Regions from separate parts of the Homo sapiens genome. Here region 1 is linked to region 2. The links are chromatin contacts, found by POLR2A ChIA-PET in ENCODE. All regions are on one chromosome and are shown on one strand. The core of a region is the stretch at or near the end of the contact, and the rest is flanking DNA. Distances in the headings are between cores, read along the strand shown. Region 1 overlaps PRRC2B (proline rich coiled-coil 2B). Region 2 overlaps LOC105376299 (a long non-coding RNA gene).

Region 1 (6,375 bases), core at 778-3,277, 64 kb after region 2:
AGGCTGGAGTGCAGTGATGTGATCTCAGCTCACTGCAACCTCCGCCTCCTGGGTTCAAGCGATTCTCGTGCCTCAGCCTCTGGAGTAGCTGGGATTACAGGCATGTGCCACCACACCTGGCCAATTTTTGTGTTTTTAGTAGAGACAGGGTTTCACCATGTTGGCCAGGCTAGTCTCAGACATCCGACTTCAGGTGATTTGCCTGCCTTGGCCTCCCAAAGTGCTGGGATTACAGGCCTGAGCTACCGCGCCCGGTCTTCTTTCTCTTAATGCTTATTTTTTCCTCTTCTCTTGGTTGATGGAACTGTGACTTCCCCACCCCAAATTCTATGGCCGGCTAATGTTTTGCTATGGTGACTATCACCCATCTACCTGGAAGCACCAGAATGGCTTAGTACAGCTAGGGAGCTCAGCCAGATCTCGGTGTCTGCTGTTTGAGATTGTGTGGAAGGACTATTGCTAAGAAGCAGGAGACAGACTGAACCCAGTGTTGGCCACAAGTGAGGACTGAGACCCAGGTCACCTCTTGGCTGAACATGTTAGCTTGTTGGTAAATGGCTCTGCAGTGGTTCTGCATTTTATTGGGGAATTTGTTTTGGTTCATTTTGGCATTCCCGCAACCATCTTGTTGGTTTTTTGGTAAAATGTGGCACCCCCTCCAGACCTCCTAGCTGTGGAACTGAGATATTTTAGCAGGGTCCTGTCATCCTTTGATTTTTCCTCGCTTCCTGCCTCTTGGCCCTTCCTTTTTGTCTGACTTCACTCGGGCCCAGTCTGGCTCTATACTGTTAACTGGTTAGTTAGGCCAGGAGATAGTCGCTGCCTCTCCCATGAGCTTCTGCATACCTGTGAATTTTGGTTATCTGTGGCCCCCTAATGCTGATTGCATGCCCTTGCCTTAGGCCCTAAGCCCACTGTGTGGGCGTCCCATCTCGTACAGTGGCCGTCTCCAGCCTCCACTGGGCCCAAATAGGTAAAAAGAAAGCCTGGGGAAGGAAGAGCCAGGAAACCTCGGGAGAGTGGAATTTCAGGAATGGCAGGTCAGAACTGGTTCCAGCATGGGTCCCTTTGCCTTGTGCTTAGCTGAGGGATTTTTGTTATTAATTTTTTTTTTCCTGTTCAACACTCCTAACCTCTTTTGAATTTCAGTTCTCTTTTTTTATCCTGAAGGATTATTTTATTGTACTTTTGAGGGTTTTTTTTTTTTTTTTTTTTTGCCTTGCACAAAGTACTGACTCATGTTGCTAATGGCTGTGGCTGTATGCTAGTTATATGTCTCATTATCCTACCCCTTAAGATTGATCATTTCTGTGTTGGTTTCTATTTCAAACCAGAATAGGCCAGGTGGGTCAATTCATGTATTTCTGAATTCAATAATGAGGCTTCCCTACCGTGAAATGTACATATCTTGTCATGGGCGGACAGGTACTAAATAGAGCCTATCTATACTAGATTTTAAAACAATGGATTTCTCCCCAAAAAACAACATTTCCAGCAGACAATGGGCTTTGTGCTCCAAATCTTGTAATTTTGGTTTTAAATAAATTTCATGTAAGGAGGCAGGGCTAACTAGACTGTCTTCTTTTCAGATCATAACTTGATCTCTTTTTAAGATTATTTCTGGGACTTGTACAGCCTCAGGAAACTTGGGTCTGTCATTGGGACAAAGAAATACAGGCACTGGCTGTGGTGTTGGAGATGGGAGCGACATGGGATATGGTGAGCTTTGTTTCTGGTGAAATAGAATTGTTTGTCATTAGCTTTAGGTTTAAAAGGTGCCATTCAGACTGGACCTCCTCACCTGGGAGCTGGCAGACCTGGGCCTTGCCATTGGCGATATTACTGTTTATACCTCTGGGTGGCACGTGGGAAATCTCTTTTGTGCTGGGAGGTAGGTTTGTCTTAGTGTCTTGAGCCAGAAGTTGTGGTTGAGCTTTGTTCTCAGCTGTACTTGTTGGTTTTCTGTGTGACCTGAGAAGCATCCTTCGTCCGAGCTGAAGTGCACCTCCGAGGTGCTGGCAGCAGCACTGATTTGTGAAGCATTGCGTGCAGCAGGAGTAGCTGGCAGAACAAAGCCTATCTCAAGTTGCTGGCGGTCTTTCACATCTTGTACAGGACTTCCTTCCGTTCTTACCTCTGCAGCCAGTTGTGTGGCTTCCGTCTGGACCGTCTTCCTCCTTTCCAAGATAACCATCAGTCTTTTTCTCTGTGGGGCTGCAGCAGCAGTATTTATTGCATTTTTAATTGACTTGTCAGGCAATAGATACTCCTTGAGCACCTATCATTTGCCAGGCATTGTACAAGGCCCTTTAAATACATTTTTCTTGTGGTAGGGCAAGGTGGCTCATGCCTGTAATCCCAGTACTTGGGGAGGCCAAGGCAGGTGGATTGCTTGAGGCCAGGTTAAGACCAGCCTGGGCAATGTGATGAAAATAAAAAAATGCCTCTTAAAAGAAAAAATTAGTAGGGTATAGTGGCGCATGCCTGTAGTTCTAACTACTTGGGAGGCTGAAGCAGGAGGATCACTTGAGCTTGGGAGGTTGAGGTTGCAGTGAGCCGTGATCATGCCACTGCACTCTAGCCTGGGCGACAGAGTGAGACCCTGTCTCAAAAGAATAAAAAGTAGGTCGGGCACGGTGGCTCACGCCTGTAATCCAAGCACTTTGGCAGGCCGAGGTGGGCGGATCACCTGAGGTCAGGAATTCAAGACCAGCCTGGCCAACATGGTGAAACCCCGTCTCTGCTAAAAATACAAAAATTAGCTGGATGCCGTGGCGAGTGCCTGTAGTCCCAGCTACTCAGGAGGGGTGAGGCTGGAGAATCACTTAAACCTGGGAGGTGGAGGTTGCAGTGAGCCGAGATTGTGCCACTGCATTCCAGCCTGGGAGACAGAGTGAAATTCTGTCTCAAAAAAAAAAAAAAAAAAAAAGTCTGGGCACGGTGGCTCACACCTATAATCCCAGCATTTTGGGAGGCTGAGGTGGGCGGATCACGAGGTCAGGAGATCGAGACCATCCTGGCTAACACGATGAAACCCCGTGTCTACTAAAAATACAAAAAATTAGCCGGGCGTGGTGGCGGGCGCCTGTAGTCCCAGATACTCAGGAGGCTGAGGCAGGAGAATGGCATGAACCCGGGAGGCGGAGTTTGCAGTGAGCCGAGATCACGACACTGCACTCTAGCCTGGGCCACAGAGCGAGACTCCATCTGAAAAAAAAGGAAAATACTGAAAAGAATAAATGCCAAAATAAATATATAAATCACTTGTGACCTCACCATCCAGAGCTAACTGCAGTAAAGTTGCTGGTGTGTTTCTTTCCTCTGATAATGTCTGTGTTTTCTAAATTAGAGCAATAGTATATATACATTGAATACACAGTTGATAGCTTGCTTTTCCCCTTTTAATGTTATAGTGTATTCCTCTACGTTATTTTTATAATTATATAATTGCTATTATACGGATATGCCATAATTTATTGACTCCTGTATTCGTAGACATTTAGATTATTGTTGCCCTCTTTTCCCTCCTATAAGAGAAACTGTAGGGAGCATCTCGGCATGTTAAGTCTTGGTCCACGTGGCTGATTATCTCCCATAAGTGGAATTTCTGGGGTCAGAGGATTGCAGGTTTGTTCTTCTCTTCTGGACAGGATCGGTTGTCTCCTTCAGTCTTTGTCACCTCCCTCTCCAGCCTTGAGCCCAAGGCAGTCTCTTTCTTAGTTTTTTCTTTTTTGAGGCAGGGTCTCACTTTGTCGCCCAGTCTGGAGTGCAGTGATGTGATCTCAGCTCACCGTAACCTCTGCATCCTGGGCTCAAATGATCCTTCTGCCTTAGCCTCCCAAGTAGCTGGGATCCTATAGGCATGCGCCACCATGCCTGACTAAGTTTTGTATTTTTTTGTGGAGACGGGGTTTCGCCATTTTGCCCAGGCTGTTTGTTTTTCTTTTCTTTTCTTTCTTTTTTTTTTTGAGATGGCATCTTGTTCTGTTGCGCAGGCTGGAGTGCAGCCGTGCGATCTTGGCTCACTGCAACCTCCACTTCCTGGGTTCAAGCAATTCTCGTGCCTCAGCCTTCGAGTAGCTGGGATTACAGGCGTGCACCACCACACCTGGCTACTTTTTGTATTTTTAGTAGAGACGGGGTTTTGCCATGTTGGCCAGGCTGGTCTCGAAATCCTGACCTCAGGTGATCCACCTGCCTTGGCCTCCCAAAGTGCTGGGATGACAGGTGTGAGCCACCGTGCCTGGACACCCAGGCTGTTTCAGACTCCTGGACTCAAGTGATCCCTCCGCCTCCGCCTATCAAAGTGCTGGGATTACAGGCATGAGCCACGGCACCCAGCAAGGCAGCCTCTTTCATGAGCCACTAGGTTCTGGGGGGTCTCAGTCCTGGTTAAGCCCTTTGATGAGTGGGGCTTGAGGTCTTACTCCATTTACTGGTTTGAACCTGGAGAAGCCTTTTGTCTTAAACAGTTTTTGTTTCTAGGGACATGGATGCCCCATTGACTCCTGGGGAGATCCTGGTCTGGTGGGGAGGAGGCCCTGGAGAGCCCCCCACCTAACTTTGGCCTCATCCTCTTGTGGTTTCTTTCTTTCTTTTTTTTTTTTTTTGAGACGGAGTTTTGCTCTTGTTGCCTAGGCTGGAGAGCAATGGCGCGATCTTGGCTCACTGCAACCTCTACCTCTCGGGTTCAAGCGATTCTCCTGCCTCAGCCTCCTGTGATTTCTTCGGAGCCCCCTACAGTTTCTCTTTATAGCAGTTTTCACAACTTGTAAATAGGTGTTTTTTTCTTTATTTGAATTTTAAAAATTGTGGTGAAGTATACATAACATAAAATTTACCATTTTTAAGTGTACAGTTGAGTGGCGTGAAGCACTTTCACAGTGTTGTGCAACCATCACCACCATCCATCTCCAGAACGTTCTCATCTTCCCAAACTGAAACTCTGTTCCCATTAGATGCCAACTCCCCTCCCCCATCCAGTGGCGGCGGCCACCATTCTTACCATTCTTTCTCCTTTTTTTTTTTTTTTTGAGATAGGGTCTCACTGTCGCCCAGGCTGGAGTGCAGTGGCACGATCTTGGCTCACTGCAACCTCAGCCTCTTGTGTAGCTGGGATTACAGGCACACGCCACCACACCCAGCTAATTTTTGTATTTTTTTGTAGAGACGGGGTTTCACCATGTTGGCTAGTCTGGTGTCGAACTCCTGGCCTTAAGTGGTTTGCTTACCTCAGCCTCCCAAAGTGCTGGGATTACCGGCATGAGCCACCGTGCCTGGCCTAGTTTTTGTATATTTTATTTTATTTTATTGAGACAGAGTTTTGATGTTGCCCAGGCTGGAGTGCAATGGCGCGATCTCGGCTCACTGCAGCCTCTGCTTCCTGGGTTTAAGAGATTCTCCTGCCTCAGCCTCCCGAGTAGCTGGGATTACAAGCGCCTGCCACCATGCCCAGCTAATTTTTGTATTTTTAGTGGAGACGGGGTTTCACCATGTTGGCCAGGCTGGTCTCGAACCCCTGACTTCAGGTGATCTGCCCACCTCGACTTCCCAAAGTGCTGGGATTACAGGCGTGAGCCACTGTGCTTGGTCTAATTTTTGTATTATTGTTATTATTTTTGAGACAGAGTCTCGTTATGTCTCCCAGGCTGGAGTGCAATGGCACGATCTCGGCTCACTGCACCTCTACCTCCCGGGTTCAAGCGATTCTCCTGCCTCAGCCTCCTGAATAGCTGGGATTACAGGTCTGGCTAATTTTTGTATTTTTAGGAGAAACGGAGTTTCGCCATGTTGGCCAGGCTGGTCTCGAACTCCTGAGCTCAAGCGATTTGCCTGCCTCGGCTTCCCAGAGTGCTGGAATTACAGCCATGTGTAATCCCATGGTGGCAATGTTGAGCCACCTTGCCCTGCCAACCATTTTACTTTCTTTCTGTGAAACCGAATACTCTTAAGTACCTCATGTAAGTGAGATCATCCAGTATTTGTCATTTTGTGTCTGGCTTATTTTTAGCATAGTATTTCCAAGGTTCATCCATGTTGCAGCATGTGTCAGAACTAACTTCATTCTTAAGGCAGAATAATATTCTCTTATTTGCATGTATCTACCACATTTTATTTATTCATTCAGCGACGGGCAGCAGCCTGTAGATAGTTTTGTTTTCATGTATTGAATGGTCCTTTCCCCCAGTGGAGTGAGTAAATGCATCCGGAAGCAGAATTCTGTTGTTTCCCATTCATCACTGTGTGCCAGGTGTCTGAGAAGGGGGTCTTATAGGAGCCCACGCAGAAACCAAGCTCACCTCAGTCTGGGTGTGGGGCAGTCAGGGAAGGCATTCTGGAAAATGTAGCTGACTCGAAATAAGCACCTATTGAAAA
Region 2 (5,912 bases), core at 3,112-5,611:
CCAATATCTATCATTAAGGATGAGAAAATTGAGACTCAGCAAAGCTTACTGACTTTTCCAACATCCAACCCAGCCACCTGATTTGTGTCTCCAAATCCTCAACCACCCACTATCAAGCCTGACTCATCAAGTATTGCACGAGGGAAATGGATTTTCTACAAAATAAGAAAACCCAGGCTGAGTAGTGGCTCACACCTGTAATCTCAGCACTTTGGGAGGCCGAGGCGGGTGGATCACGAGGTCAGGAGATCGAGACCATCCTGGCCAACATGGTGAAACCCTGTCTCTACTAAAAATACAAAAATTAGCCAAGCATGGTGGTGCGCGCCTGTAGTCCCAGCTACTCGGAAGGCTGAGGCAGGAGAATCGCTTGAACCCGGGAGGCGGAGGTTGCAGTGAGCCGAGATCACACCACTTCACTCCAGCCTGGTGACGAGCGAGATTCCATCTCAAAAAAAAAAAAGAAAGCCTGAGCCTTCAGGCCTGCATTCTGGCTCGTTTATTCTTTCACCAGCTGGAGTCCTCCCCCGTGGCAGGTGCTGGCTGAGCCTGGGGAGAGCAGGCCACACGGGGGAAGGTGCTTTGAGACCCTCCCCAGAAGAATCCTCCAGCCTCTGGCTAAACCCCCAGCCACCTTCACCAGCCACATCCAGGCTCCTGGGAGCAAACACGAGCTCTCTTGGCTTCCTAAGAACCAGTTGTCCCTGTCCCCACCTACCCTCACCCCAGCAGTGCAGGGAGGGGGTCCCCTCCTGAGAAGGGTCACATTCTAGGCCTGAGGGCGGCCAAGCCAGCCCAGTGGTGTTTTCTCAAGCTGCCTGAAGAAACAAGTCCAGCATCTGGCCTTCCTGCTGTGATAATCCTCTTCCTGCCCCTGCGCCCCCTCCCCACTTGGCCGGAAAGCGGCAGGCTTTCTCTTCCCCTCCTTACAAGGGAGGCCTGGCTGGAATGTGTCCCTTGATAACGGGGCTCGTGAGGGGCTTGGCATAGAATGGGCTGCCTGCTGTGGGCTCTCAGACACATGTGGGGCTGACTGATAAGGGCCCTGCTGGCCTTCTGCGCTGAGGCCCCATTTGACAAGCTGTGGGCAGGATTTGAAGAGGGGTCAGTGTTCACAGAGTACCCTGGAATCCATCAAATGTGCAGGGAGCGGGCTGGGCACAGTGGCTCATGCCTGTAATCTCAGCACTTTGGGAGGCTGAGGTGGGTGGATCACCTGAGGTCAGGAGTTCAAGACCAGCCTGGCCAACATAGTGAAACCCCATCTCTACTAAAAATACAAAAAGTAGCTAGGTGTGGTGGTGCACGCCTGTAGTCCCAGCTACTTGGGAGGCTGAGGCAGGAGAATTGCTTGAACCCGGGAGGCAGAGGTTGCAGTGAGGTGAGATCGCACCATTGCACTCCAGCCTGGCGACAGAGCGAGACTCCATCTCAAAAAAAAAATTGTGCAGGGAGCACAGCCTTGGGCGGACCCTGTGTGTGCATGGGGGTGGGAGTGAGGGGAGGGAGACCCAGTCACTGTCCCCAGGGGCTCACAGTGTAAGGGCCCCTGGGGTCAAGGACATGAAAAGAGGAATTTGCTAGGTACAAAGTTGGTTTTTTTTGTTTTGTTTTGTTTTGTTTTGTTTTGTTTTTCAGACAGGATCTCACTCTGTCACCCAGGCAGGAGTGCAGTGACACAATCATGGCTCACTACAGCCTCTACTTCCTGGGCTCAAGCGATCCTCCTGCCTCAGCCTCCAGGGTAGCTGGAACTATAGGCATGCACCACCATGCCTGACTAATTTATTAATTTTTTATAGAGACAGGGGGGTCTCACCTACCCAGGCTGGTCTCAAACTCCTGGGCTTAAGTGATCCTCCCACCTCAGCCTCCCAAAGTACTGGGATTACAGGCATAAGCCAGTGCGCCCAGCCTGAAGTTATTTTATTCACCCATTAATTGTGTCGACAAATCTACAGATGTCACACTGAATGAATGAGTCTAGAATGAAGGTTAAGAATCAGGGCTCAGATATCAGCCAGGCCCAGATTCGAGGCATAGCTCCATTACTTAGTGGCTTTGACTTACCGTGTAAGACTCCATTTCCTCATCTGTAAAATGAGGAGAACCGGCCAGCCGGGCGCAGTGACTCACGCCTGTAATCCCAGCACTCTGGGAGGCCGAGGTGGGCGGATCACCTGAGGTCAGGAGTTTGAGACCAGCCTGGCCAACATGGTAAAACCCCATCTCTACTAAAAATACAAAAATTAGCCGGGCGTGGTGGCAGCCTCCTGTAGTGTCAGCTACTTGGGAGGCTGAGGCAGGAGAAGCGCTTGAACCCGGGAGGCGGAGGTTGCAGTGAGCCCACTGAACTCCAGCCTGGGCAACAAGAGTGAAACTCCATCTAAAAAAAAAAAGAGGAGAACCAAGTACCTACCTCAAAGGCACCTCATGAGGGTTTGGGGAGATGGCACACATATTGCACGCAAAATGGGCTTGGGGACTGGTAAGCCCTCAGTAAATGTTTTGTTTTTGTTTTTTTTAGATAGTGTCTTTCTCTGTCACCCAAGCTGGAGTGTGGTGGTGTGATCTCAGCTCACTGCAACTTCCACCTGCTGGGTTCAAGTGATTCTCCTGCCTTAGCCTCCCAAGTAGCTGAGATTACAGGCCCCCACCAGCATGCCCAACTTATTTTTGTATTTTTAGTAGAGACAGGGTTTCACCATGTTGGACTGGCTGGTCTCGAACTCCTGACCTCAAGTGATTCACCTACCTCGGCCTTCCAAAGTCCTGGGATTATAGGCACAAGCCACCACACCCGGCATGTAAATGTGGTTTTTTTTGTTTTGTTTTTGTTTTTGTTTTTGTTTTTGAGAGAGTCTCACTCTGTCGCCCAGGCTGGAGTGCAGTGGTGCAGTCTCGGCTCACTGTAACCTCTGCCTCCCAGGTTTAAGCGATTCTCCTGCCTCAGCCTCCCAACTAGTGCACTCCAGCTTGGGTGACAGAGAAAGACACTAGCTGGGATTACAGGCATGTGCCACCACGCCCAGCTGATTTTTTGTATTTTTAGTAGAGATGGGGTTTCACTGTGTTAACCAGGATGATCTCAATCTCCTGACCTCGTGATCTGTCCGCCTCGGCCTCCCAAAGTGCCGGGATTACAGGCGTGAGCCACCACACCTAGCCCTGTAAACGGTTTTTAAACCATGACACTGGCTCCCAGTGCTTTGGGAGGCCAACGAGGAAGGATCCCTTGAGCCCAGGAGTTCAAGACAAGACTAGGCAACAGAGCAAGACCCTGTCTCAAAAACAAAAACAAAAACAAAAAAACACAAAAACCATGACTGCTGGAATCCCAAGGGCCCGGAGATGAAGAAGTGCTCTCCCCTCCACCTGCCTCTGCAGGGCTGTGTGGGTTGGGAGTAGCCATGAGGGCAGTGTCTGAGGACACAGGGCAGCTTCCTGGAACCTGGGCTGGGAAGAGGGTGCAAGGGGCAGAGCTGGGAGCAGGGGAGCCTCTCTCCTGGGGCCCCGGGCTTTTGTGCATGTGCCTCATTCCATCCTCTGCAGACCAGCCCCCTCTGCTATCATGGCTGCCCCTCATGGATCCCTCACCCCAAGTCCAGTTTCTCTTCCAGTTAGACAGAGCCCACCCCATGTGACCAGAGTCTCCCAGACCCGATTCCAAATGGCCAGGAGAGCTCAAACCCAGGCCCAGCTTGTGTCCAGCCCTGGCCGAGCCCACTCAGCTGAGGCTGCTGGCGGGGGCCTGTGGGTGCAGGCAGTGAGCTCTGTAAGAGAGGGGCTGCGCCACCCCTTGCTGTAGGACCCCAGCCTCCAGGCCAGGGCCCCTGTGTAGCAGGTCCTCAAAAAAGCATTTTCTAGGCCAGGTGCGGTGGTTCATGCCTGTAATTTCAGCACTTGGGAGGCTGAGGCAGGAGGATCACCTGACGACAGGAGTTTGAGAACAGCCTGGCCAACATAGTGAAACCCCGTCTTTACTAAAAATACAAAAATTAGCCGGGCGTGGTGGTGGGCGCCTGTAATTCCAGCTGAGGCAGAAGAATGGCTTGCACTCTGGAGACAGAGGTCACAGTGAGCTGAGATCACGCCCCTGCACTCCAGCCTGGGCAACAGAGCGAGATTCCGTCTCAAAAAAAAAAAAAAAAAAAAAAAAAAGCATTTTCCAGGACAGCTCTTGCTTCTTAGCCCTTCGCATACATCAAACCGTTTAGGAACACTGTCTAATTACAGCCGGGGCAGGACAGTTCTTGTCTCCATTTCACAGTCCGGGGAAGTGCTTTACCCCAGGCCACGTGGCAACTCAGGCCTGCAAGGCCCCAGCCAGGGGTGGGCAGGGCCGGTGGGAGGGAGAGGGTGCCTGGGGAGTTAAGAATATCCCTGCAGTGCTCAGCCTCTGGGTCTTGTGATGCCGAAACTCAAGCGCCCCCTGACTCAGCAGGATATTAATAAGCCTGGCCGGTTCCCAGGGGGCCGGCTCTGCCAGGGGCTGGAACAGAAGGACTCCCAGCCCTGCGGCCCGGATCCCCCTCCCCATGGCAACACAGCCCCACCCCTACTCCTTCTCCAGGTGCCCCCTAGCAGCCCCACAGCCCAGAGTCTCCCAGAACAAATTAATGTGGGGGAGCCCCCCAACCCACTGCTGAGCATATTGGGCAAATCTCACCGAGCTGAAGGGACCCTTCCTAGAAGGGATCCAGGAGGAAAGACAGAGCCAAGCAGCCTGGGAGAGGGAAGGGGTTTGAGCAGCCAACAGTGTGGGTTTGGGATGGGAGCTGAGTTGCAGCCCTGGTTCTCCCATTTCTAAGGTGCTCACTTGGGACAAATCCCTTATCAACACTAAGCCTTGGTTCCTTCCTTCCTTCCTTCTTTTCTTTTCTTTTCTTTTCTCCTTCTTCCCTCCCTCCCTCCCTCTCTCTCTCTCTCTCTCTTTCTTTTTGAAACAAGGTGTCATTCTGTCACCCAGGCTGGAACACAGTGGCACAATCATAGCTCACTGCAGCCTTGACCTCCTGGGCTCAAGCAATCCTCCCACATCAGCCTCCTGAGTAGCTGCGACTATAGGCCTGTGCCACCACACCCAGCTAACATTTGTATTTGTTTTTGTAGACACGGGGGTCTCACCATGTTGCCGAGGCTGGCCTCAACTCCTGTGCTGAAGCCATCCTCTGGCCTCAGCCTCCCAAAGTGCTGGGACTACAGGCATGAGCCACACACTGCTCGGCCTGAGCCTTGGTTTCTTTTTTCTTTTCTTTCCTTTCTTTTTTTTTTTTTTTTTTTTTTTGAGACAGACTCTCGCTCTGTCGCCCAGGCTGGAGTGCAGTGGGTGGCACGATTTCGGCTCACTGCAAGCTCCGCCTCCCGGATTCACGCCATTCTCCTGCCTCAGCCTCCCGAGTAGCTGGGACTACAGGCATCCACCACCACACCCGGCTAATTTTTTGTATTTGTTAGTAGAGATGGGGTTTCACTGTGTTAGCCAGGATGGTCTCGATCTCCTGACCTCGTGATCTGCCTGCCTCGGCCTCCCAGAGTGCTGGGATTACAGGCGTGAGCCACCCGTGCCTGGCCTTTTTTTTTTTTTTTTTTTTTTTGAGACAGAGTCTTACTCTGTCGCCCAGGCTGGAGTATAGTGGCTCGATCTTGGCTCACTGCAACATCCGCCTCCCAGGTTCAAGTGATTCTTATGCCTCAGCCTTCCAAGTAGAGATGGGGTTTCTCTCTATTTTTAGTAGAGACGGGGTTTCACCATGTTGGCCAGGCTGGTCCTCGATTTCTTAATGTGTAAAGTGGGGATGGTAATGGTACTTCATTTCTGGTTTTGCTATAAGGACCCAGTGAGGCAGCTGTCCTGAAGGGCGAGCCTTGGGAGCCCTGGCTGTCCAGGCTGGTCTCAATGGACCCGGCTG

The links. ChIA-PET counts read pairs that join two places held with the same protein, here RNA polymerase II (POLR2A).
Region 1: POLR2A ChIA-PET joins it to region 2 with 18 read pairs in activated T-cell. The contact joins two enhancer-like sites. POLR2A ChIA-PET finds 5 or more read pairs at or near these places in 12 of 52 experiments (A549, Caco-2, GM12878 and 8 more).

Annotation. Positions count from the first base shown.
Region 1 is chr9:131,396,369-131,402,743 of GRCh38, forward strand. All of the region lies in intron 1 of PRRC2B (proline rich coiled-coil 2B), which reads left to right. Among named protein-coding and RNA genes, the nearest start is that of PRRC2B, 5.5 kb to the left of the region's middle. RefSeq lists enhancers at 1-503, 2,121-2,200, 4,899-5,890. Within about 2 kb of position 2,028, at least 23 of the 41 ENCODE cell types and tissues checked have a DNase peak (open chromatin) inside an H3K27ac peak, as active enhancers do.
Region 2 is chr9:131,330,475-131,336,386 of GRCh38, forward strand. The region is part of intron 1 of LOC105376299 (a long non-coding RNA gene); the gene reads left to right. Among named protein-coding and RNA genes, the nearest start is that of PLPP7, 44 kb to the left of the region's middle. RefSeq lists an enhancer at 1-607. Within about 2 kb of position 4,362, at least 6 of the 41 ENCODE cell types and tissues checked have a DNase peak (open chromatin) inside an H3K27ac peak, as active enhancers do.